Regions from separate parts of the Mus musculus genome. Here region 2 is linked to region 1. The links are chromatin loops, found by intact Hi-C in ENCODE. Cell type or tissue: gastrocnemius. All regions are shown on one strand. Each heading gives the region's core, and the rest is flanking DNA. Links, peaks and the distances in the headings are about the cores only. Region 1 overlaps Cacna1e (calcium channel, voltage-dependent, R type, alpha 1E subunit). Region 2 has its middle 23 kb from the start of Gm30465.

The links. A loop is a pair of places that touch in the nucleus more often than their neighbours do. Peaks named below come from ENCODE experiments on the same cell type or tissue, not always from the same donor. Only the 100,000 strongest peaks of a DNase experiment are listed, where the experiment ranks them.
Region 2: a loop joins it to region 1, with 5 times the contacts of the local background. A loop is called at or near these places in 3 of 42 quality-filtered maps.

What each region holds. Positions count from the first base shown.
Region 1 is chr1:154,420,697-154,433,001 of GRCm38, forward strand. It overlaps Cacna1e (calcium channel, voltage-dependent, R type, alpha 1E subunit), which reads right to left. Exons shown (of 47, transcript NM_009782.3): 35 at 11,735-11,800; 36 at 5,830-5,921; 37 at 5,141-5,306; 38 at 332-459. Among named protein-coding and RNA genes, the nearest start is that of Gm30465, 160 kb to the left of the region's middle. In gastrocnemius, for the core only: no CTCF peak of the experiment used is centred there; no DNase peak of the experiment used is centred there.
Region 2 is chr1:154,281,368-154,293,672 of GRCm38, forward strand. No RefSeq gene overlaps it. Among named protein-coding and RNA genes, the nearest start is that of Gm30465, 23 kb to the left of the region's middle. In gastrocnemius, for the core only: no CTCF peak of the experiment used is centred there; a DNase peak (open chromatin) is centred at 4,847.

The DNA.
Region 1 (12,305 bases), core at 2,535-10,534:
ACTAACCATGGTGGCCAGATATGTCCCATTGGCCCGAAACCTCCTATCTGAGTCCCCGGTGACTCATAGCAAAAAAGGGAGCAGGTTGGAAGCTCCCCTGGTTGTGTAGTCAATCTAGAGTATAATGAAATTGGCAAACAAGGGCACAGTCTGCCACAAAAAGAAAGAGGGGTGCAGAAGGCCCAGGGAGAGAAGATTTGGGTGAATGGCCTGAGACCAGTGCCTCTTCCGTGAGCTATAACCAAGAGGTGTTTCCTTCCCTTTTATAACAGGCAAGTATTTGAGCAATCTAGAAGCCCCTAATTTCTGAGTGGCCAAAAGGCCTACGCACCATGCTGCTCTGTCATATTCTGCCCAGACACGGACAAACTCATCTAAGTGGTGAGGCCCCAGGATGGAGGAATCTCGAGTCAGGTACTCAAAGTTGTCCATGATGACAGCCACGAACAGGTTGAGCATCTGGAGGGCAAAGAAAGAGAAGAGTTAGGAGGAAATTAAGGCAGAGCTCAGGAAACAGATGGACAGGCTCCAAGGCAAAGTTCCTAGGCAAAGCTTGCTAAATGCAACTCACTTTTGTTACTCAGACCGTGCATCTCATTGTGTGGGCACTATGAGTTTATTCTTTTTTTTTATGCTGCTTTTCATTCGCACAATACGTTATCTGCTGTCATTACCTGTTTGACTTACTTAATTGTTCTTGTAGCAGAGGGAACAGTGCTTTCCACATTCTTAAAGGCTAGAGAAAGTCAAGGCCAGATAACAACATTGTCTCGCCAGCTTCCATCCTCATCCTGCTTTATGAAAATAGAGTCCCCAGAGAGCACAATGAGTGCCACAGAGCTAAAGAGCATGCTCCCTGTGCGAAGCTGTCCATGGGTCTGTTCTCCACTACGTACCCAGTATGTGTCAAACTCAGCGACTCTGTTTCTGGAGGTGCTAGGATATGAGGTCAGAAAGTGCTAGTCTAGAGCTAGACCCTCACGCCTAGCACAGTGCAAAGCAGGCCTTCACTAGATCTTGCTGTATGACTACTCTTGAAAACTTATCTAGTATTTAGAAAAGACAGTGATATATTGGAAACAGAAAAAGGTTGCAAATCACAGCAGCCATGAGAGCATCATATACAAGTGACAATAGAGACAGAAAATTCTATAAAGGGAATTTCTAGTAGCTAAAAAAACTTTGTAGAAGTCACTAGGTTTTTGAACTGAAGCACGATGGGGCAGGTCATACTTACCAGATCACATAAGCGCAGAAGACAGTGCCTTACGCAGAGGGTGCAGCATGAATGTTAACAGAGATATGTAGGAACAGGGACATTCTAGGGGTCCTTAAGTAGAGTAAAACATCCAGGGCCAAGTACCAAATGACCAAAGCATCGTGTTACCATGCTCTGGTCTGAACCAAAACCAGCCAACTAGCCAGACATTCTTGTATGTTTCATGGGCTGTTCTGTGTCTGTCTGAGCTATTCAGCTCTGGTATTCCACCACCCCAAACAGCCACACACATTAGAAATATCAATGAGCATGGCTGAGTTCCAAGGAAGCTTTGTTTATGGATGCTGGAATTTGAATTTCATATAATTTCCACATGCCATGAGAATATTATTCATCTCTTGTTTGTCTCTCCCTCCTTTAAGACTGTAAAATTCATAGTTCATGGACCATATAAAACCAGGTAGCAAATCAGATTAGCCCATGGGCTAGAGGGTCTGCTCATCTGTAGTACATACTACTCTGTAGGCAAGCCAAGAGCTATTTGTCTTTGGAGATAACCTTGGTAATGGTATAGAAGGTAGGTATAGAACCAGGGTGAGAATGGTGTGCTCCTGGGCCTACTCATTCACAATGACAGTACCAAAGACAAGAATAGACCAGTAAACAGTTCTGTTGTGCTTCTGGCATGCCACTGATTACTCCTAGTACAGGCCCTGGCCTGGCCTAGTACTATAGTTCAATAAGGCATCATACTGTGACCTAAGCTTTACCCAGTCATTGAATCCTATTTTTCTCTAGCTCAATATGAGTGGGGATTCAACAAAAGCCAATGAAGAGGCATTGGGCAAAAGACATGGCCATCTCTATTACTCTTGGACATGAGAAGATGTAAGGTCTGGAGTTGCTACTCCAGCTGCCTGACATCAGATAGGGGTATTTGAAGAAGGAGCTCACATAAAGGGAAAGATTTATGAATAGAGAAGGATGAAAAGGGGAATTAAAATTTATCTTGGTGCTTGCCTTGCCCTAGGATACCCCAATGACAGGTGCTTATAAAATCCCATTTTGTTTATGCTATATCTAGCTAGGCTTTCTTACACTTAAAATTCAAGATTCCCACCTGATAGAAAAATTTGTTTTAAGTGGTTGGGTTCATGGGCTTGTCAAATATGCAGGCAGAGAATATAGGCTACAGAGAAAGTCTACAAGAAAGTCTACATAATTCCTATAGTCTTTGCAACATGGAGAAGGTTGGATATATCCTAACAGCCATGGTCCCTTTTTACCACTGCCTGTTTTACAAATGGATGACTGAAGGTTGACTTGTCTTTTCTGCACGTTAGGGTGAAGGACATTCATCAGTTGGTACAGAAATGATCCAGTGTCAGGCCATCATAACAAGCACGATGGCTTCCTTCAGACTTCACTAACATGGCAAAGAAAACCTGGTCCCTCCTGTTTCAGGTGCTGTTTGAGAACTGCTGTTTCATATAGCTGAACCCAACACAGCCCTCTGTCATTGAGATTTTATTCAGCCACTGCCTGGATTATGAGTGTTGTCTGTTTATATGCATACTCCTTTCGGGGCACTAATCATTAATGTTAATAGCTAATGTTAATAAAAACTATTAGCATTGCTAATGCTTCATATTCTTGCATCCTTTAGCAGTGTGCTGCACACATTAACATCTACTATTGGTTTTCATGCTCCTTTCAGCCCTTCAGGAGGAAGTTTTAATTCCCATCAGCTCTTTGAGAAAATAGATGCTTCTGATTTACAACTGCATTCTTAGCTTTTAGCACATGGTCTGGCACATCCAAGGGCCTCAGAAATCTCTGTTGGATGGTTGATTTGAAATAAGCAGTGTGTGACTGGCCCGAGGTCACAAAGTTAGTCTTATTGTAGGACTGAGACATGAAGGCAAGTCATCTCACACTGAATATAGCCTCATTAAAAATAACATTAATGTGAATTATGTAGCACTCTCCGTCTCACAATTCTAAAAGTGACCGTACAGCCTCTAATTAATTTTTCACTTTTGTCTCTGGTTTCTTTTAAATATTTATCATCAAACATTTAAACTATATAAGGTAAAATGGAGAGGTCTATGTGTCCCTTTCTGTTTTGATTTATTCTTATTGATAAGTGTTAATTCTTCTGTATATTGGTTTCTTACTGGAGCTCACAAAGAGACTATGTCTTGCTGACAGTTCTACTCTGGTGCCTAGCTTAGTGCCAGTCATTAGTAGCCACTTGATAAAAATGGGCTGAAGATGTGAATGGATTAACTTCCTTTCAGTTATTTTTATTATACATTGTGCTTTCAGATTTATAAACAGTCCTGTGTTCTTTTTCATTGAAAAAAAAAGTTTCACGCCCATAGAAAAGAAATATATCAAAATGTATGCATTATTTCACTGTGCTTAATACTACTGCTGTCAAGCATGAGGTATACCATGTATATGTGTGTGCAGATACTCATGCACATGAGTATGCCATAAGTACACATGTGTTTGTGTGAGTGCTTGAATGGTATGTATCCACACACAGAGACCACGTCAGGATACTGAGGGCCTTGCACTATCACATTTTGCTTTATTCCCTTGAGACAGGTTTTCTCACTGAACTTGGAGCTGAATTGGTGGTGAGCAAGCCCCAGAAATCCTGTCTCCATGCCCCCACCAATTTCCCCAACCCTCCCACAGCAGTGGAGTTATAGGTAAGTGGGAAGCTACACACAGCTTTCTTTTTTGCACAGCAAATACCATTTTCCACTGAGCTACCTTCCCAGCTCTTTCCTGACATGTCTATACCATTTAAAAGACACTATATAAGAGCAAGCGCCTTAGCCTAGACTAAATGACAACAAAGCCAAAACCAAAAGGGGGAGGGGACTCCCAGAGTCCCTTTACACCCTACATTAACCTATGTACCAGGCAGAATGGCCTATCTTCAGGGCCCATGCTATCACCAGAAAGCTGAATTGTCACATGTCTCTGTCCCCTCAGAGAAATGGCCTGGCCATGAAACAGTTAAGTTACTTTTCAGTGAATGGTCCTACTTTTGAGCAGCAGCAGCAGCAGCAGCGATATTTTAGTGTTATATAGTTTTGTACAGCCAGTGGCATTTGCAGTGAAGTTGAGCTCAGGGACATTATGGGAGCCAGAAGGACTACAGTGACCTTTTCATTGATCTGGTGACACCTTATGTATTTATTCCATCCATCACTGCTAATCTGATGTGTGGGGAAGACATTTCTAGATGTTCTCTCCAAAAGAAGGAACTCAGAGGGCATTTCAGATCTCTTACCACTTCCCTAAGTGGGAATGTTCTACATATACTCCTCAATATTCACTAACACCCAAAGTAATCGCGTTTTCACACCAGAATGCTTGCCAGCTGCCGTCCAATTCCATGGCACCATAGTCAGGAGAGAATCACACCAATTACACTGCATGCGATCATTATTTGCCTCTGATGAACCCTATAAGCTTATATTTTCAAGGTACCTTTTCATAAACAGTTAAAAAAAACACAGAATCTCCCAAACAGATGCAAGTCCTAGCTATTAAATAAACTACACGGGGCACAAAGAAGACAGGGGTTACTCCAGTAGCTCCAGAGACAACACGAAGTTTGGTGCTCTCTTCCTATGTTCAAATCCTTATCCAGTCTCACAAGGACTCTCTTCTTGAAGGCACAAAGATCTCAACCAATAAGAGTCACCCTCCCTGCAAGGATTCCGAGGAGCACTTTGGTTCCCAAAGGCAATGATCTAATTCTTCTATAGCTTGGAGTGTGAGTGTGTATGTGAGGGATCAGGAACAAGGGAGCTAAGAGGCAGGGGAGAATGTGTGCACACACTATAGGAGCCTTCACTTTACCAGGCATGCCTCAAAGAAAGGAAAATTCTTACTCACCAGGAAGGAGCAGAAGAAGATGAAGGAGACAAAATAAACGTAGGCCAGGTCAGTGCCACAGCGCTCACTCTCATTCTGCCCTGAGGGTGCAGTGGTGTCAGGCTCACAACCCTTCTCACCGAGACAGGACAGCATAATCTCCTGCCAAGCCTCCCCCGTGGCACTCCTGAACACAGAAATCCATCTTGGTTAGAAGTCTTTATGTCCCATCCTACCTTGGGCTGCTATCCTATTCACACATAGGACTTTTTCTTAACCCAGTGAGGCCCTTTTAATACCTTCCACATGGAGAAGAATGCCCATGAGACCCTTTCCTTGTTCTTCCTCCTCGCCCACCATGTCTCCATCTGTTAAGGGTCTAATCTGATAGTGGTGGAACCCCAAGACTCCACCTAAACACAGCTACTCAAGGTTTCAGGTCTTAAATTGTTCCCATAAGAAGCTGTGTCCATCCCAGAGGACAAGTTGAAATACACAGATTAACTACTGAGTCAAAGATAGTGGTGAAACTTTCTAAATCACGGGAAAGTTTGATTAAGGCAAACTTCCACTGCATATCCTAACAAGAACAGCAGTGCAGAATCAAGAGATCAAGAGCCTAGTCAGGATTCTCCATCCAGGGGCTTCTCCCCACCTTGGCAGCTGAAGACCACGAGGTCTCCAGCTTGAGTCTTTGTTCATCCAGGTACCTGAAAAGCAGCATGAGGGATCCAAAGAAACTCCGGAAGTTGTTGTGCCGGTTGATGTGACTCTCCTCATCTAACTTTATGTTTCCAAACACCTTGGGGGAGATGAGAGAAATCAATGAGCAGAATTGAGTTGCATCACATGTCCAGCTCATGGTCAGTAGACACACAGGCAGGGTAGATAAAGTACAGGTAATGACTTCTTCTTCTTCTTTTTCTAAATTAGGTATTTATTTCAATTGCATTTCCAATGCTATCCCAAAAGTCCCCCACACGCTCCCCCACCCACTCTGCTACCCACCCACTCCCACTTCTTGGCCCTGGCGTTCCCCTGTACTGAGGCTTATAAAGTTTGCACGACCAATGGGCCTCTCTTTCCACTGATGGCCGACTAGGCCATCTTCTGATTCATATGCAGCTAGAGACACGAGCTCTAGGGGGCGTATTGGTTAGTTCATATTATTGTTCCACCTATAGGATTGCAGATCCCTTCAGCTCCTTGAGTACTTTCCCTAGCTCCTCCATTGGGGGCCCTGTGATCCATCCAATAGCTGACTGTGAGCATCCACTTCTGTGTTTGCCAGGCCCCGGCATAGTCTCACAAGAGACAGCCATATCTGGGTCCTTTTAGCAAAATCTTGCTAGTGTATGCAATGGTGTCAGAGTTTGGAAGCTGACTTCTTGATGCTGGTCTCTGAAACAGATAACCCGGAGTGAGAGAGCTGACTTACACCATGTTCTAGGCCTGATATGGAAACTCATTACCTCCCCCACTGCTATGTACAGCAATGGGACTAATGCTAGCAATGTTCAAGCAGTCCATAGATTGTAAATCTTTTAAATCATTCTGCATATACATAGCCTCCCCTACACTTAAATTGGAGATGCATTTTAGTCCCATGGTACCTATGCAATCTACCAAAGGCATTGCTTAACAAGAGGACACACAGTCACCCCTCTTTTCTCATATCTAATAATTATGAAGGGAGTATCTGTAGTTGACAAGGATGTCATTTATGGTTTTGGTAGAAGCTATCAATATTCAAGCTGATCAGATCTGAGAGACACAGCTGTATGTTCCTTAGATATATTTTCATTTAGAGATTGCAGTCTCCAGAATCTGTTATCTGAATGCATAGCCAATGGAAATAAACACACATGCATCACCAGACAGACATAAATCTCACTGAAATAGGTCACTTAGGTGTAAGCTAAAAGCAAAGTCTGGGTAGTAGGATGAATGAAGGATATTTGGGCACACGAAAAGAAGAGCTGGAGACAAAGCCCTAACTTATATACATGGGGTTCTAGTTTTAATCCATTGTACCAGAGAGGAACATAAAAAGAGGAAGGAGTAGAGAGAAAGAAAGGAAAAGAAAACAGGTAGTCCTGGCTACAGTGGGGGATGGGGCACATGCACATACACACAAACACACAGGGGGGGGAGGGAAATAGAGAAATAGAGAGAAACAGATACAGACGGAGAGACAGAGAGTGCATTGTTAATGTACACACACAGAGAGAAGGGGGGAGGGAAATAGAGAGAGAAATAGAGAGAAAAATAGAGAGAAACAGAGACAGACAGAGAGACAGAGAGTGCTTTGTTAATGTACTCCTGGACTCTGATCACTGATATTCTTAGGAAAGGGGCAGCACTCAGCAATATGTATGCACGCACAGAGATAAACACTGACAACAATTCCAAGATGCTCCAATGAGAATGGTGTGCCCTCCTCCTCTACCTGTGCTTCAGAGGTCAGAACCAATCCTTCCAAGGCAGCATTGGTACAACTGACAACTTAAAGGGCCACCCTTCTATCCATCTGAGACGATTCCCAGCCTACATTTAGCGTGCTTCAGTTTATTCGATGTGTGCTAAATGGAGCACGTTTTCCCCTAACATTTTTGAGAGTGTGCAATTGAGGAACAATCTCTGCCCCCAGCTATTTTGCTCAAGTAACTCCCACTGACACCTGCTTTGGGAATTTGTTCTCAGTGCTGTTTTTTTTTCAAAACCCAAATACTACTTGTCTTCGGGGAGAACGGAGGTGGCAAAGCAGGCAGCAGAGGGAAGAATAGAAGGAACAGATAAGAAAGAGATGGCTCCTCAAGAGACACATGACTTTTTAAAACCCCACCGAAGCAACCAAACCTCTTTTATCCTGGATACTTCATGAGGTGACTGTTGTATATCCATAACAACTTTAAATTTCCTTCACTCTCTTCTTACTCCCTTAGCTAGAGGTCTGTAAGTTGTACCCAGTCTATTACATCTGTACACTTCACAGGGCCTTTTCTCCCTGGGACTCTCATGGTAGCATCATTAATTGCCCCGGCTATGACTTTTATAAAATACTCTGTGAAGTTGTTGGAGAGTGCACTGCAATTTTGTGCACATGATGTTAGTGTAATTGTCAAGGAAGGCATTGGTACTTTGAATATTTTCTAAGATAATTTTTAAGTCTCAAATGGGTATTTATCATGGAAGTGGTAGGACTTAAAATCTCTTTACATTTTTGTTTATAACATCCTCTTAGCCTGTGACCGCCCACATACCAAAGGCTATGAAAAAGGAAGAAGGGTCACTTCTGAAAGTTGCAGGAAAGCCCAGGCCTCCACCTACTCTCACTTGGAATTAAATGCAGGACTGGAGGGCTCTGCTTGTGTTTAACCCATTCCTCTACTATAGTAAAGGACCTAAGGCCAGAGAAACTCAGTAGCTTAACCTAGTTCACAGGCTGGAGAGCTACAAGAGCTAAGGCCAATGGCATCTCTTCTAACAATGAGTGCATATAAACCCCTTCCTGTAAGGGACAAGTTGTTTATTTGTTCTGCAAAGATGTTGTCTTCTGAAAGGACTTTAAAGGTGCAGTATAACAGTTTGTCTTATAGATCCATCTGGCTGCCTTTTATATACATAAAAGCTTACTCCTCCTATCCATTGTACCTTCTATTTGTGTGGGGCTCTTACATCTTCAGCCCTCTGTTTCTGATGATTGCCTTTGTAGCCTAACCTTGGCTGTCCTGGAACTCACTCTGTAGACCAGGCTGGGCTTGAGCTTAGAGATCCACTTGCCTCTGTCTCCAGAGTGCCGGGATTAAAGGCCTAGGCTACCACACCTGGACCTAAGCTGTTCTTTAATTCCTTTTCACTTTTCTTTAATTCCTTCTTATAATTTTGAAGTTTAGCTGGCAGGGGTTGGAGGTGGGTATTGCCCTGAGGTCACCACTCTCTGTACTCTATTTAATAATCTATTTTTCTTTATCTCCTTGAACACAGGGCTTAGCTCCCTTCCACTTCCTGGTGCCCCTTTTCTCCTCAAATTGTACATTTTATATTTTTCCTTGTTCAGCATCCCCCTTTTCACTATGGATCTCCACAAGAGTGAATACTAAGAACCATAGGACAGAGTCAATAGTAGGCTGTTTTGAGATTTCCTCTGCCAATGAAATTAATCCAAAAACTCTTCATTTTAGTACCAGGCAAACTTTTTTGGACTAGAGCACAAAGCAGTCACATTCTTTGCCAAAATATCACACACACACAAAAAGTCTCTTGGCCAGATACTAACATTTTTCTCTTTTGAAACCCATTAACTCAGGTTCCCATGGTTCAAATCATCCTCAATACCACGGTCTTCCACGTTCTACTAGGATGGCCCTTTAAGCCCCACTTAAAGCATTCAAATGCTTTTCAAATACAAAGGCCACATTTCTCCAAATAAAAGCATGGTCAGGCCTATCACAGCAATACCCCATTCCAACTTTTTTTCCTAATTTGGGTTTCTGTTGCTGTGAGGAGACATCACAACTTTGGCAACTCTTATAAAGGAAAATATTTAACTTGGGCTAACTTACAGTTCAGAGGTTTAGTCCATTATGGACTCCATATCGAGGCAGATGTGGTACTAGAGAAGGAGCTGAGAGTTCTACATCTGGATTGCAGTCAGCAGGAAGGGAACTGCCTTGAACTTTTGACACCTCAATGCCTATAGACCATCTCTACAGTAACACACTTCATCCAACAAGACAACACCTTCTAATAGTATCACTCTCTATGGACCTATGGGCCCATTTTCATTCAAACCATCATAAGTTTTCTGTTTTGTGATGACTGCATTGGATATGGTGTTTTTAGTGACACACTCTGGAGTGTGCATAATTTGTACATGTTTCTGGCTCTCTGTGACAGACTAGGCTGGGAATAGCCAGCGAAAGCCACAGTGGCCAAAGCATTTGTGTCTTTGTGGAAAAGCAGTCTCCATCTCCTACTGACAAGTCAAAAACGTCCTTGCATTTGCTCCTCTTATGGGATGAAAGAAGGTGCAGTGCTAAGAACTGGGCTGTAAAGAGGCACAGCTAGGTTTCAATATCAGCTTTTTAACTTGTTATGTGAGAATATGAATAAGGTTAAAGGCTACTTAACCATGTTAAATGTCAGTGGAAACAATGAAGCTCAATTACTCCTGATTATACTAATATGCCTTGCCTCTTCTCTTTGTATGTCTGTATGTATGTGTATGTTTGCATATAGGCATACAATAAGCACCATACCTGGCATACCAAGTAACTGGAGTAGACAGCATTATTAGCATCAATATGAGTCTTATCAGTAGGCTTGAAGATAGTCTCATTCCACCTTATTTTGCTTAAAGATGAAAGAGTTAAGCTATTTTATCATACAGAAACTTAGACATACTAAATTTAATTTAACCAGTTTTCAATTTTTGGTTTGATACTATGTAAATTCTAAGGTAAAGTTTGGAGGGAGTTAATAGGTTCTTAAAGTTATTAAGAGAGTGTTAAGTTCTGTGGCAATTGTTTCTAATGCTACTGACACCATTTTACATATGGATTGTAAGATCTTCAGAGAAGGAAAACCACAGCCTTTCCATAGGCCTTATGTATTCTGATGCTGGACATTTAGCTGTGGTTTTGGAGAATACCTTCAGGCCATAGAGTTAGAGGAAAACGGTGAATAAGAGGTCTTTTGGAAAGAATCTAGGCAAGACAGTTGATCAGAAGGCTTGGAAACTGAGGCAGTGGCTCCAGGTGGCCTGGTGGCCAGGTGGCCAATACCATTGAGGAGGCACCCAGACTTCCTGACTCAGGGGGACTGTTAGATAAAGTTCTTAGGGGGTTTAGTTATGCAGCTCCTTAAGCCAGAAAGGATGCCTTCTTTAGACAATCAAAAGGCCCGTGGACCCCATCAAATAGATTAGGGGATGCATGCTCATTGTTTATGGAAGCAGGCCATCTACCCCCGGTGATTCTTGTTCTTACAAAGAACATTTCTTCTTGAGGTGCAGTGAACCTCTAGCTAGCCACACAAATATCTAGGACAGAACTTGATCTGATATCAAGTTCTAAAAATTTTGAGGATATGAGTAGGCCAGGGAATTATCCAGCAAGTTCCACGACCCTGTACAATAGGAATTGGTTGGAATATGGCTCTGGGGCTCCCTAGGATGGGCAGTAACAAGTCTTAGAGAACTTAGACAGTTAAAACTTAATATAGATGCATTTGGTATCATCGCTTATAGGGGGAACAGCTATCTAACCTTCTTTTTGGTCAAGTCCAAATAACAGAGATCGTCAGAAACAATCCTTACTTTAGTTGCAATGCGAGTCCCTCTCTCTCTGAAAACAGTGATGTCATTTTGCTTTAGTTCTATCATAGAAGCCTAGCTACTTCTAAGTCATCAGCATAATTGGAAGACCTCAGATGAATCCCCCAGAGCAGACCACCCTGAATACCTAGGGAGCCACTTGGCCCATGTGAAAGTCCCAAGATCATAATGCAACAAGATGGTGGAGAAGTTTCTTAGTCAAGTGACACTGTACACACATAAATCCTCAACTCTGCCAGAGACAATGTGGGCAGCTGCTGCCCCATCAGACCACTCACCTGCATCCCAATGATGGCGTAGATGAAGAAAAGCATGGCAATGAGAAGGCAGACGTAGGGAAGAGCCTGCAAGGGAAGCAAGAGATAATAATTAATCAAGGAGACCACTGCTCCTGCAGACATTGACAAGATAGAAGCTCTTGCCCTGAGGCTATTTGAAGCAGGACTGACACTGATCCTTAGAGCTGTTCTGTTTGGAGTAGTCTTTCCTTTTTTAAAATACTCCCAAGTCTTCTGATGGATATGTGACCCCTATCTCCAAAGAGGGCTAGCAAAACTTTCTGAGTTTGAGAGACATTTCACTTGACATGTAGAAGATTAATAATCTTAGCAACTGTGACCCAAATTAAAGAAGAAGAATAAGTTTTGGCTTCAAGGTCTCTGCATTGCTCCCTCTCATCCCCACATCTAATGTATAACTCATAGTGGGGGATCTGGAGGCAAAGCTAAATGACTAGAGGCTCCTTGTTATCCATTCCTAGAAGTATCTTTTATCTTCTGATGAAACACCATTTTCCAGTGCTTAATCCTTTCAATATTTTATTGTATTTCACATAAATTCCCCCAATGC
Region 2 (12,305 bases), core at 1,485-9,484, 140 kb before region 1:
CCATAAAACCAATTTTAGGCACTCCCTCAAGACAGGCCATAACTACATTTTGACTACTATTGAAACGGCATACAGCACCAAGCTTTCAAATGCTTAACCGAAGACGTTGAAAGAGACAGGTTAGAGAGGGAGGGAGAGACTACAGGTAGGCAGCGCACCCAAAGACTTCAAGAAAGCAGGTCTGTGCAACAGGAAAAATACTGGTGCAGGTCAAGGGTGGAGCTGTTGCAGTTACACGAGATAGCCATTGGATGGCACTGGCGTTCCACTCACATGCACCCTGAGTCCCTACATCAGGACTGGCCCCTGTCTCCTGGAAGCCCACACTCCCAAGTTGGAGGACCTATGCAGCAATATTTCTTTTTCTTTTCATATTTTTGAGGAAAGTCGTGATTAAAGGGTGTCACAGAGGGCAACTTAAGTTCGTTTATGCTCACGCTAAGTTGGCACAAATGGGCATGTGCATGCTGGGGTAGGTGCGTTCAGATCATTAAGAGTGAGAATCTGAGAACATCTTCTAGTTTCAGGACAAAGTGATTCAGTATGTGTAGCTACAGGCTCCTCGACCTCGAAGACATTCTTGGCCACGGTTCCCAGGTCTGGTGGATGCTGGTTCAGAGCTCAAAGGTCATAAGTGGTCTATACACTCCAACAAGAACAGAGATGGAGGGTTCCGGAGAGAGTGTTAGAAAAGGGCCCAGCAGTTCCAAGGAAAAAGAGGCCTCTCTAGGAAGGTGTTTTTAGCTCTGCAAGAAGTCATTCAAAGCAAGTCCCTGATGGGAGTGTGGAGGTCACGTGGCCTGACCCATAATGAAGTGTTCACATGAAGAACTTGTCATGACTTCAGTTCTGCTTGCTCTTCCAAGTTGATTTGCTATGAATGTAGCTCTGCCTAGGACCAACCCTCAGAGGGAACGGAACGCCAGGATTCTACAAGTCTAGAGGAAGCCAGTGGCCACCCATTGCTCACTTTGCAGGGCTAGAGCCAGGACTCTGAGGAGTGTTGGGAAGGGAGTAGGCTGGTGAGGTGGACGGGCACATAATAAGGAACTGTGGGCAGTTTGAAGAATCGGGGCTTTCCTTGGGTATAGTAGAGAAACTGAAGTGCTATAAGCAGGTATCCTTATACTTGCCACGTTATAAAGAATAATTTTAAGACAATACAGAGACGGATCACAGAGTGGTTGCTGACCAAATGACAATCATCTCAAAGCAATTTATGGTTCTGGTTATTGATATGGAGTCATTTAATCCTGTGGTCCTTTTTATAAGCTAGGAGAGGTTATGACCCTTCTCTTTAGATGATACTGAAGTACAGAATAATTAAAAACTTCTCCACCTTCACACAGCCTTGTAACATGAAAGTTTGTCTCCATCAGACCATTTGAACACAGTCTCCATCAGTTATTTTGCTACATTGTATTTCTTGACCAGTAAAGGAAGAAACAGCTCTAAATTGCTATATACTACTTTAACACACATTGACTGCGGCCAGTGGGAACCCAGTGAGTGGGTGTTAAACCCTGATGGAATTGGGGGACAAGGGTGATTGCAGTGAGAAGTTAAAGCTGACAGCTGAGTCTGTGTTGTGGAAGCACATGGAGGTGGGGGAGAAGAGGGTGGAGAGGATCTCACACAAAAAGCAGGGAAGGCTGACATTGAAGTCCAGAAGAGACCAACCCAGAATCTAAGGGAAGCTAAGCAGATGGCCAGTGATAGTGGATCAGTTAGAGGAATAAACTCTAGTTTCTATTGATTTCAGATTGTTAGGTTCAACCCATTTATTTTCCCCATGGCAAGATCACTTAGGAGGCCACCCTTCCATTCCCAACTATTAGCCAAATTTCTCAGGTTCTGACTTGTGGGAGCTTGATTAAAATGCCACCATCCTATTCATAGTTCAAAACACTACCTTGGGCCAGAAATCAGCTAAGATTGAACCCTTGAGCTATGCATCACTCTATCTTGTTCACAAAAAGAGCAGAGAGAAAATAACTGAAGCAAGAGATCCTGGGGCACAGCTCTCTCTTGCTCTTCCATTGCCATACTTCAGAAGGAAGACAGTTGTTTTGCTGCGACTGCCTCATGAACCATGGAGCCTTGTTGATTTCTTGTGGTTAGTATTTTTCTCCACTGTGATCACAGAAAGTACATTTTAGAATTTAGCTTGACCAATGAGCCACTATTCTGCACCACCGGACTCAGTCTTTTTCTGACAACCAGCCCATCTTAAGGGGCCCGGCCAGTCTTCCATCTTCCATGGCTCACTCAGAGGTATCTCCCTGCATCCTAGACATGATCCCTGCAGAGCCCTCAAATCTGGAGGCTGCTCACCTCTCCAGATCTTGCCACACTCCCAGGCTCCAGGAAGGCTTCCTCCACCCACCACTCAGCACCAAGCTTTGGGTAATTATATACAATGCTTCCTCTGTCCTGGAGGTAGCTGCTGCTTTTCTCCATCCACAGAATTGCATCTTTACGTTTTAGTTTGTTATTCATGTTTTTAAAAGCCAAATGGTTCCAAACCTTGTTACAAAAAATAAAATATCTGCAACCTTTCCCAGGGACAGCCCACTTTTGCTATTCTTTGGACATTCATTTTCATTCTGCAGAATAACTTCCACATGAATCTCTTTGTTCTCCACTCTTGGAGACTCTCTATTAAGTTCTCACTATGAAAGAGGAAGATTTCTCTCTCTCTTTAGCACCTCCTTCCCCTGCCTCCACAATTTTCCTTTCCCCAACCTCCCAGAAGACTTATATCATCGTTTTTTAGTGAGATCTGTGTTCAGTGTTTACATAATTATGACTGTATTCACAGCATGCCCCTGTAGTAAAAGCACCATTACATTTCCTTTCTTGTACAACTTTTAATTTTCCCTGGAGTTAATAATTGTCCCAATTCTTCATTTGTGTACGTTCCTGTTCACTCAGCATCAATTTTTACCTACACATTTTCCACGTATGTAAATTTCTTCTCAATGTATTATGCACCACACATTAATTCCATCATTTTAACCTTGGAATGATCTAGATGCCTTCTCTCTTTCTTCTTCAGTCTGTGCTGTTTGCACTACAGACCTGCCAAGCACCTGTCTGTCTCAGTTTTCATCACCATCCCAGAATCTTCTTTTCCCCTTGCTTGCGCTGGATCGTTTCTTCTTGGATCCCATATTGTCTCATCTTATTATTCTTCCCTCTGTTTGCGAGACCACACCCTAGAGAAACATATAAAGGACATTAAATATTGAAAATTTCAGAGCCTGAAAATGGACTTATTCTCCCTTGATATTTGATTGACAGTTTGCCCACATATAGACTCCTGAATTGGCGTTATTTTTCTTCATAATTTTAAAATCAGTGTCTCACTTCTAATTTCTGGTGTCATTGCCAATGGACCAGTGGTCAGTGAAGAGAAGACACTGAGGCCCGCCATGGGCATTGTTGCCTCTTGATCCTCTGTGTGTGACTTTGCTGAAAGCAGGAAGGGGCTTCTTTCTCATGGAGTGTGAAGTTTTTACAGTGATATCCCTTGAAGTGAGGTTTTGCTCGTCACTGGTGCTGTCCACCTCATGCTCCTCGGCAATCCACGTGGTCCTTCCCTGGAGACCTGGGAAAGTGGGACTCATTCTGACTTTGTTCTTCTTCCTTTGGGAATTTCTTAGTATTTGAAGCTGTTTTTCTAATTTAATATTATTCATTTCTTGTATTCTTTGTCTTTGTATGTTTTTGTTCTGTGAGGAATTTTTTCAAGGTTATCTGCCAAGTATATGTTCATGCTTTCAAAGTTTTCACTTCAGAGAGAGCTTTAATATTTGATTTTTGAATGTTCCCTCATTTTAAAAGAGAACACTATGTTTGTTTCAACAATAAAACTCTTGAAAAAATATTGATTCTCTCTCTCCCCCATCTGTACACACACACACACACACACACACACACACAAACACACACACACACACACAGAGAGAGAGAGAGAGAGAGAGAGAGAGAGAGAGAGAGAGAGAGAGAGAGAGAGAATGTCTTTGTCTTGAAAGTCTTCTAAATACCTTTTTAAAAAATTTTCTTTTCTTAAAACGATGTTGTGGGCTAAGGAGGTTTTGGTATGAGAGAGCCTTTTCTCAAACATCTGGAAGTTCTGGTCTGTCCTTTCGAGATGAAAAGCAGGCACCGAGAAGCTCCTTGCTGGCGAATGGGAGCTGTCAACTATAAATAGCTTCATTGTTAGGAGACCTGGCTAGGCTGCTTCACTGTGGACCATGTCCTGTTGTGATAGCAGGGATGGCCTAGGTAGTAAGGCTCTGGCTGCAGATGCAGAAGGCTCTTAAATCCTGCCTGAGAGTCCCAGGAGTCCTGTTGTTAGGAAAGCATCTCTGGCTTTCCTGTTCCCTGTCTCCATCCCAGCAACCCTCTAGTCCACTCCATGGAGTCCTTTGCTATGGCGCAAGAGCAAAGCCTTGGACATGTAGAGAGTAAGAAGATGCCACTGGATGCTTCCTGCCTCTTAAACCAGTTGTCAGCCATTTCTCCTATGTCCATCTTTATTTTCCACCCTTGTTGTTGGACGTCTCTTGTGCTTTCCTGGGCTCTACTGTTCAGTTGCTTCTGCTGCCAGCTAAAAGCTCAGCCTTCGGAGCTTTGCAGAGTCTGTTAGCAAGAGTCCATCTGCTTTGCTTGTTTGTTTGATATTATTTCCTTTCCTTTGTTTGTGTCCCCCAAGATGTATTCCTTTTGAAAAAGATCCCTGTGTTGTTTCTGGTAAGGTTTCTAGAGACAGAGAAGATCTGTCTGCTCAGGCCACCAGTCTTCAGGAAGCATATAACTAGCCATGTGGCAGAATCTCCTATTGGGACCTTTGCCAGAGGCTTCTACATCTACAGGCTCGGCACCTTCCTTCTTGATAGTGTGTCTGTGTCTGAACCTTGTACAGAGCACTCTGCTTGCATATATAACATGATTACATAAGGCGTTTGGATCTTCTCACTGGATTATAAACTGCTTGAGTAAAGAAGTCCTGTTAGCTATTTTTACATCCTTAAGATCTAGCACACAACCAGGCGCCTGCATGCCCAAGGAAGGCATGTTGAAGTGAGCAGAAACTGTATGCCGTTTTCTGTGAGTGAACTCAACTATATAAAGAGAAGTCTAGTTATTTGATGGCAGGAAGCCCCCAAATTAAGTGTTTTCCCAGATCCTTTTTCCTCGCTCATGGAATGATGAGTAGTGGGATTTTAGACTAAAGTTTGCCTAAGAAACTGCCCTTTTAATCTAGGACATGCAGAGGAAAGGGTTACTCACCCCAGGAACTATGGTGATCATGAATCAAAGAAATGAAGGGCTGATTTTTGTCAGTGAGTTATTCAGGTGTCCTGGTTGCAGAGAGAGAGGTGTTTATGATCACTATCTCTTGTATAACAGGTGTTGTATCACAGTGTGATTTGGAATGAGTGTTCTATACTCTTCTGTTCCCTCATGGCCTCAGAGCATACTTAGCCTAGCATGTCCTAGTAAAGAGCATATCTTCACAGGCAAGGCTGCTCAGAGCTAGGTGTAGATGAAGAGCCTCGGAAGTTTGTGGGACCAATCATCACATCAAGAGGATCTTGGGCTCAAGTCTCCCTACTGGGACTCCAGCTAAAAGTAACAGTTTGGGATGCCAACTGGGTTGACCATGAACACTGTTTCTTCCCCTAAAGTCAAGTCATCAAACAGGATAACTCTTTCTGGTAACTAAGAAGCCACCGGCAGCTATTTCAACAGCTGGACCTTGATCTTTCAGTTGAAGAATCTAGACTTTGCAAAACTGGCTTGGGTTAGCAGACTGAACATCTGGGAGGTCCACAGAGTTATGGAAGTCTTTGGAAGTCACGGGAGCCCCGTCTAGGCAGGATGGACAGGCAGTGGAAGAATAGGAAGCAGCAGCAGGGAGATGAGAAGCCAGATCGCACCTGCAGGCTCACAATGGGCATCTGCTCTTCGGACTGAGCTGAAGAGGCAATGATGTGCAACTTAAATGAACAAGTCCTACCAAAACACCTAAGTCTTCGCACGATTTTTCTCTGCTGAATGATCTGGGCTTCAGAAGTATTCTTTCTTAAGATCCCATGTTCCCATTTGCATCTAGTGCTTCATGCTGCGGTGTGTCACTTCACTTCAGATGGCAGCTTACCACTCACGGTGGTGACAGTGTTTAGCCAGAACTGGAGAAGAAGCATTGGAGAGAACAAGTGAAGGAAATCAAGACGCTCTAGACACGTCTGGGGAAACACCCCTGTCAGGAATCTGTCGGCCTAGTTGGGTCATTGCCATGACATCACATGCAGTTATAAAATACAGGCAGCTCTGTGAGCCAGGATGATTGACCAGGTGGACATGCACACACACACACACACACACACACACACACACACACACACACACACACACACACACACGCCTGGAAGAAACTAGACTTCCACAGCCAGAACAGCCTCACCAAGGAGAGCAACTGCAATTCTGGAATGGACATGCATGATTCAGCCTCTCCAGTCTCCTTTTATTTATTTTCCTTTTCTTTATAATCAGTTTCAACAACAAATGAAATTTAGACATAGATCTGAATGTCACTGAATTGCAAATACAGCGTTGCCCTCAGAAAACCCAGATACTCTTGAAGGAAAGGCCAAATGAGGATACAGATCTTCCAGTGGCGGATCAGACCACCCAAGCTGTGGCCTCCATTGGGTGACTCTTCCCTGTTGAGATCATGGGTGAGAACAGGGGCATGCATGTAAACAAAAAAAGCCCGTTGATAGATGTGATCCTGGGCAGGTGAATTAACGTCTTTAAACCTTAGTTTCCATACTTGATAAGGCAGGAAAAAATACCATTATTTCATAGGCTCCCTCTGAATGTTATCCAGGACACAGGCACAGGGAACCTCACACAGAGCTTGCAACTGCTTGTCCAGAGAATGCCAGGAAAAAAATGAGGATTTCTTCAGTTCCTTCTTGTGGCTTCCTATTGTGTGATCAGGAAGTGTAGGACATCCCTCAGCCACTCTGAAGACACTTTTCTGGATGTGGTGAAAGAAGTCTCTCAAAGAAAGTGAGGGAATACAAAGTCTTTCATATCTTCCAAGGAGGGAGAGCCAAGAAAGCATTCATGAGCACCACTACCAATGCTCAGCACCGCTCCCCAAGAAGCCGTGCAGTGGATACCCAATGCAGACTGCAGAGGTTTCGAGGCCTTTTTTGCTTCCAATCCACTTGACTTTGGATAAGTCCGACTCTTTGAGGTGCTGGAAAGTCTCCATCTGCTGAAATTGTACCATCAACTCTTTCCTAGAAAGTTATTAGAATTAAAGAAGGTCAGATAATCTGGAAATGCCTGGCACCCTGCACATAGAAGGCATTCATGATGAATGGCAGTTTCTTCCCCTCCCATGGCTCTTCCTTTATGGCCTGCTCATGAATCTCTAATGCATAATTCACAATCCAGATGCCAGTTCAGACAAAAACATCGAGAGATGGCAGAATCACCATTAAATAACATCTTAATAGCCCAGAAAAACCGAGGCTAGAGAAATATGAGATCAAGTTCAATAAGGCTCGATGTGAAACTGGCATTCTGTTTCCAGATTCACTGAGTGCTCAAGTGCAGGATGGATTTGTGAGTGTGGGAGCATCTGAGCATAGCTCCCAGCTCAGGCTTCAATGACAGAAGTATCAAATCTCATTTCCTGGAGTTCATGGGTCTGCTGTGGTCACCACAGGGCAGACGGTCCCTAGAGCATTCTGGGAGCCATGGCTTTTAGAAAGAAGCCCTGATGCGCCACAGCCTCTCCAGGGATGCAGTCAGTGTGGTGACTGTTGTGAGGACTGATTGAAAGCATCGGAGAGTGCTATTAGCTTAGGAAATAGAAGACGACGGCAAGCCATACCATCTATTTCTTTATTTAAAAGATTATTTCATGAAAGAGGGACCAGATGGGTGGCGTGTCCTAAGGGAAACCGATGTGAAGTTGGAAGCTTCAAGAAGAAATATTTAGCTCTAAAAATCCTTTCATTTCTATGCTAATACAGACATCTCACAAGCATTGTTTAAATCAAGTATGTATCTGAAGTTTGACATGGTGGTCAGTAGACAGTGATGTGCCGCTAAACATTTAACAATTATCTCTTTGGAGGAAAGAAAAGAGAAAGCGGTGATTTATAGTATTTGCCACTCTCTATGATATAAATCCTTCTGCTTATGGATGTTTACAAGCGATCAATTTAAACTCTGACTTGAGGAGAGACATCATCAATTGGCACACTTCTGCCTACTGGAGGTTTAGACTCAAAGTCACAGGCATTAGTGCAAGAGAGCTGCGATTAAGTAGGATGAACTATTTTGATCAAGGTGTGACCTAGGTTCTTGGACCCGAGAGAGAAGAAAGTTTTGACTGAGCATTGCTAGTAGATATTGGCTAAGAGAAAGGTGAGGGGTGACATTCCAGACGGAAGAGGAAGCAAGTGCAAACATGTAACTATGAGAGGAGATGGTGAGCCTGGGCTAATGCACGGTGTTGCTTTGGATGGGGCCTGAAGAATGGAGCTGATTAGGGAATGCCAATACTGAAGGTGTATCCGTCAAAACATGTTAGTAAATTTTATCTTATTTCAATGGCACCCAGAGATTAGATTAAAGGTTTGCAAAGAGGATGGTGTCGTAAGTTTGATTTTAGGAAATTCAGTCCAAGGGAGAGATGGGAAAATGGGGTACGTTAGGTCAAGACTGGAAGCGAGATAGTGATTAGGAATCACTTGGTAGTGGAGTGCCCCTGGGAAATCAGAAGAAAGATACACATTGAAGTGATATCAGAAATATTAGAGCCAATAATACAAGATGAGGGGAGAGCAGGGCATGGTGCTTAACTAACAGTACACAATGAGGAAGGATGCTGAGTGAGGAAGGCTGTGCAGGCTAGTGTATGTAACATCCATCTTGTTAGAAAAGGTGGAGATAGAGCTTTTTTTTTTTTTAAGGACAGATAGTTGGAGAACCTCTGAAGGGCAATACTTAAGCTAAGACAGAAAATAATACTGAAAAACCAAAAAAAAATTGAGGTACAGAAGGTTGTAGAAGGGCTGGTGAGATGACTCAATGGATGCAAGCTTTGCCATGCAAACCCAGTGACCAGAATTCAATCCTCAGAACTCAGAAAAAGCCACAGATGATTATGACTAGTATCTATAATCCTCACACTTTTATGGCAAGATGGGAGGCAGGGCAGAAGAGTCCCATAAAGCCTGGTGCACAAAGAAGAAAGAAATGAGATCATTGCCTCAATAAGGTAGAAGGAGACTAACTCCCCCAAAGTGTCCTCTGACCTCCATACCCATGCTCTGTATGGTAGTATGCTTATGCGCACAGTGCATGTGTTCACACACTCAGCTACACACACACACACACTCAGCTACACACACACACACACACACACACACACACACACACACACACACACACACACACATACACACACATATATATACACATACCCAAATAATATTAAACGAAAGAAATGATAAGTGGAAATTCTTACAGATGTCATATAGAAATAGCAGATACTGAAGATATCACATTTGGGTTTTGGCGTGAAGTGTAGCTGTGATAGGAGGTGAGGTCTGAGTGGAGCTAGATAATAAGCCGATTAAAAGAACACAGAGTCAGGGGGCTGGAGAAATGGCTCAGTGGTTAAGAGCACACAGTGCTCTTGCAATAGACCTCAGCTCAATTCCTAGCACTTATATCAGGTGGCTCAATTGTGCTCATAATCCAAGGGAATTTGATGCTTTTCACCTCTTCTGGCATGGACACTCATGTGCACAGACCTAAATACATACATGTAATTAATAAAAAGTTTAAATATAAGAAAAACATGAAAAAGAACATAAAACAGATCTGGGCACAGGCTGGAGATTTGATGCTATCAGAGAGTGGACTATCCTAATGTGGATGGAGACTACAGGCTGAGACTGGAACTCATGAGCAAGGTAAAGAAAGAAGCCCTGGGAGGGACAGGAAGAAGACCAGCAGATAATGTCACTAGCCCAGAAGTCAGTGCAAGGAGGACAGTGGCAACAAGGTCAAGAACTACTTTGGAGCCTAATGAGATAAATGAGCTGATAGCGCTTAGAACTGAAGGCCATGTTTTACCATTATGACTGCAGGTTTATAATGAGAGGGGGTATGGGAACAGAATAGATGGATGCCTCCATGGAGAACTGACAGTAGATGTGGTTGAAATGAAATGGCTTATTCAAAAAATTGAAGGGAAGAAAAGTCTAGAGCAGTGAAAGAGGGGATCTGGATTGAAGGAACATCCTTAAGACACAGAGCCCCAGCATGTGTCTGTGATGAGGGAAAGAGGTGGCAACAATGAGAGGAAAGACAGGGTTAAGCCATTGCTGAAGGAGGACTCAGAGGGCAGGAAGAAGTATGGACGTTCCTGCAGATACTGTCCTAGGGAGATTGCGATCACAACCCAACTCACTGGGGACCTGTAGTTTACAGTGAAGTGTAGAATTTAAAGCTATTTGCAAAGAGTAGGGTGGGCAGATTTCTCAGCAGAGCTGAAGATAGTATTAAAGGCCTGAAAACGTGTTCTTGGAAGGAGACTAGAGAAGCTTCTAGAACAATGTTTTCAAGCTGGTCACCACTGTCCCGTCCTAGAGGCTATTAATCTTCTCAAATACGTGTTACCCAGTGTGGTGTTCCAGATTCTCAAAAGGTAGAAATCAGGTAGGATGATGTTGGGTCCTTGCACCCCAGAGTTTCGCAGAAGGCTGATGTCATTAGTGCTATCATGGGTGGCCAACAATACAGATAGAAGAAAAGCTTTTCATCATGCAAATGTCATTTAGGCCAATTTTCTTTTGAGCAGAGTCTGGGCTGGCTTGAAGATAACCTGCACTGGAACTATTTCTCATACGTAATGACACTACCATGTGTGAGCTCTGATGTCCAGAGAGTTCCAGGACTTGCATCTTCATGAGTCTAATGTCTACAAAAATTTAAAAGCCTCTTTCCCATCAACCTAACATCTGCTTTGTCAGCATCCCAGTTGATTCCCCAGCCTCATCAGAATTCTTCAAAATGGAACACTGTTGGCTGTTGGTCGCAGTAATGTCTCTAAGGACAAGTTCCAAGGAGAGCTTTCTCAAACCTGTGTATAGCCAGTTTCCTATCTGAGTTGTTCTAACTGGGGCTAGCTCATTGCTGGGAATGCTTCTCGATCAACATACGATCTAGAAGAGAGGGTAGTTTCCTTCCCTGCCACCCTCCTTGCTGCCTCCTCTTCTTCACACGTGCAAAGCTGCACAGCCAAGGGTAGGCCTGCTGCAGCTGCTTTCCTGCAAGAGACCCTTCCTGCACACGCCGGGTCATCACTGGCTCTGCCACTCATTCACCCGGCAGCTCTCCAGTGGATCTCACTGCCCTGCAACTCTAGTCTATCCCCTCCCAGACTGGAGAAAGGGGGATTTAACAGCCAGAATTAATTAGGCAAATGTCATGCGGGCATGAGTCACCACAGCCCTGAGTATTTTAGTCCATTACAAATGGAAGTGCTCACAGCCAGCAGGAGCCTGCAGCACCATCAGCCACCCCCTCAGGTACCAGTTCCCCAAGCAGCACTAGAGGGTTCCTTTCATCTGACCCACTAGCTCTAGGCAGGTCTCAGAAGGAGAGGGTATGTGGTGTGGGACCCCCCCCCACACACACATCCTACCACCACCACATGCTTAGTCCTAGCTAGTCTGTTCGTATAATTGGATGTTGAAATAAGCAAGTAGGCCAAACCAGAGATTTGTCTAGGCCATAACATAGGCTAGGTGACTAGAAATCTCAGAGGCTTCAAGGGAACCATCAACCTGTCAATCAGGTTCTCACTCTAGAGATAGGGGAGGAGCTTGATATGGCTGTGATTTTCTCAAATGACTACGGTTTACAGGAAAGGTAGAGCCCTTCCCTGTAGATGCCTGCCTTGCCCTTCCTCCCCCAAGTGTATCCCATACCTGACTGCCAAAGATAGGAAAGTAGGAGGAAGTGTCAAGGTCAAGTTTTCATATATTCATAACTTTACCTCGATTATTCATTGGGAAAATTTATTGAACATGTAGTAATGGTGGACTCTAGGAGTCTGCCATGAGTACTGCCCTTAACAATCTTAAACTGTGAAGGGAATTAGAATGTCCTCATTCTCAGCTACATACAAGGTAGAGAACGATGAAAGTAGACTATACAGGGGGAACCAATGAGGTTATGACTGAATAGATAATCGA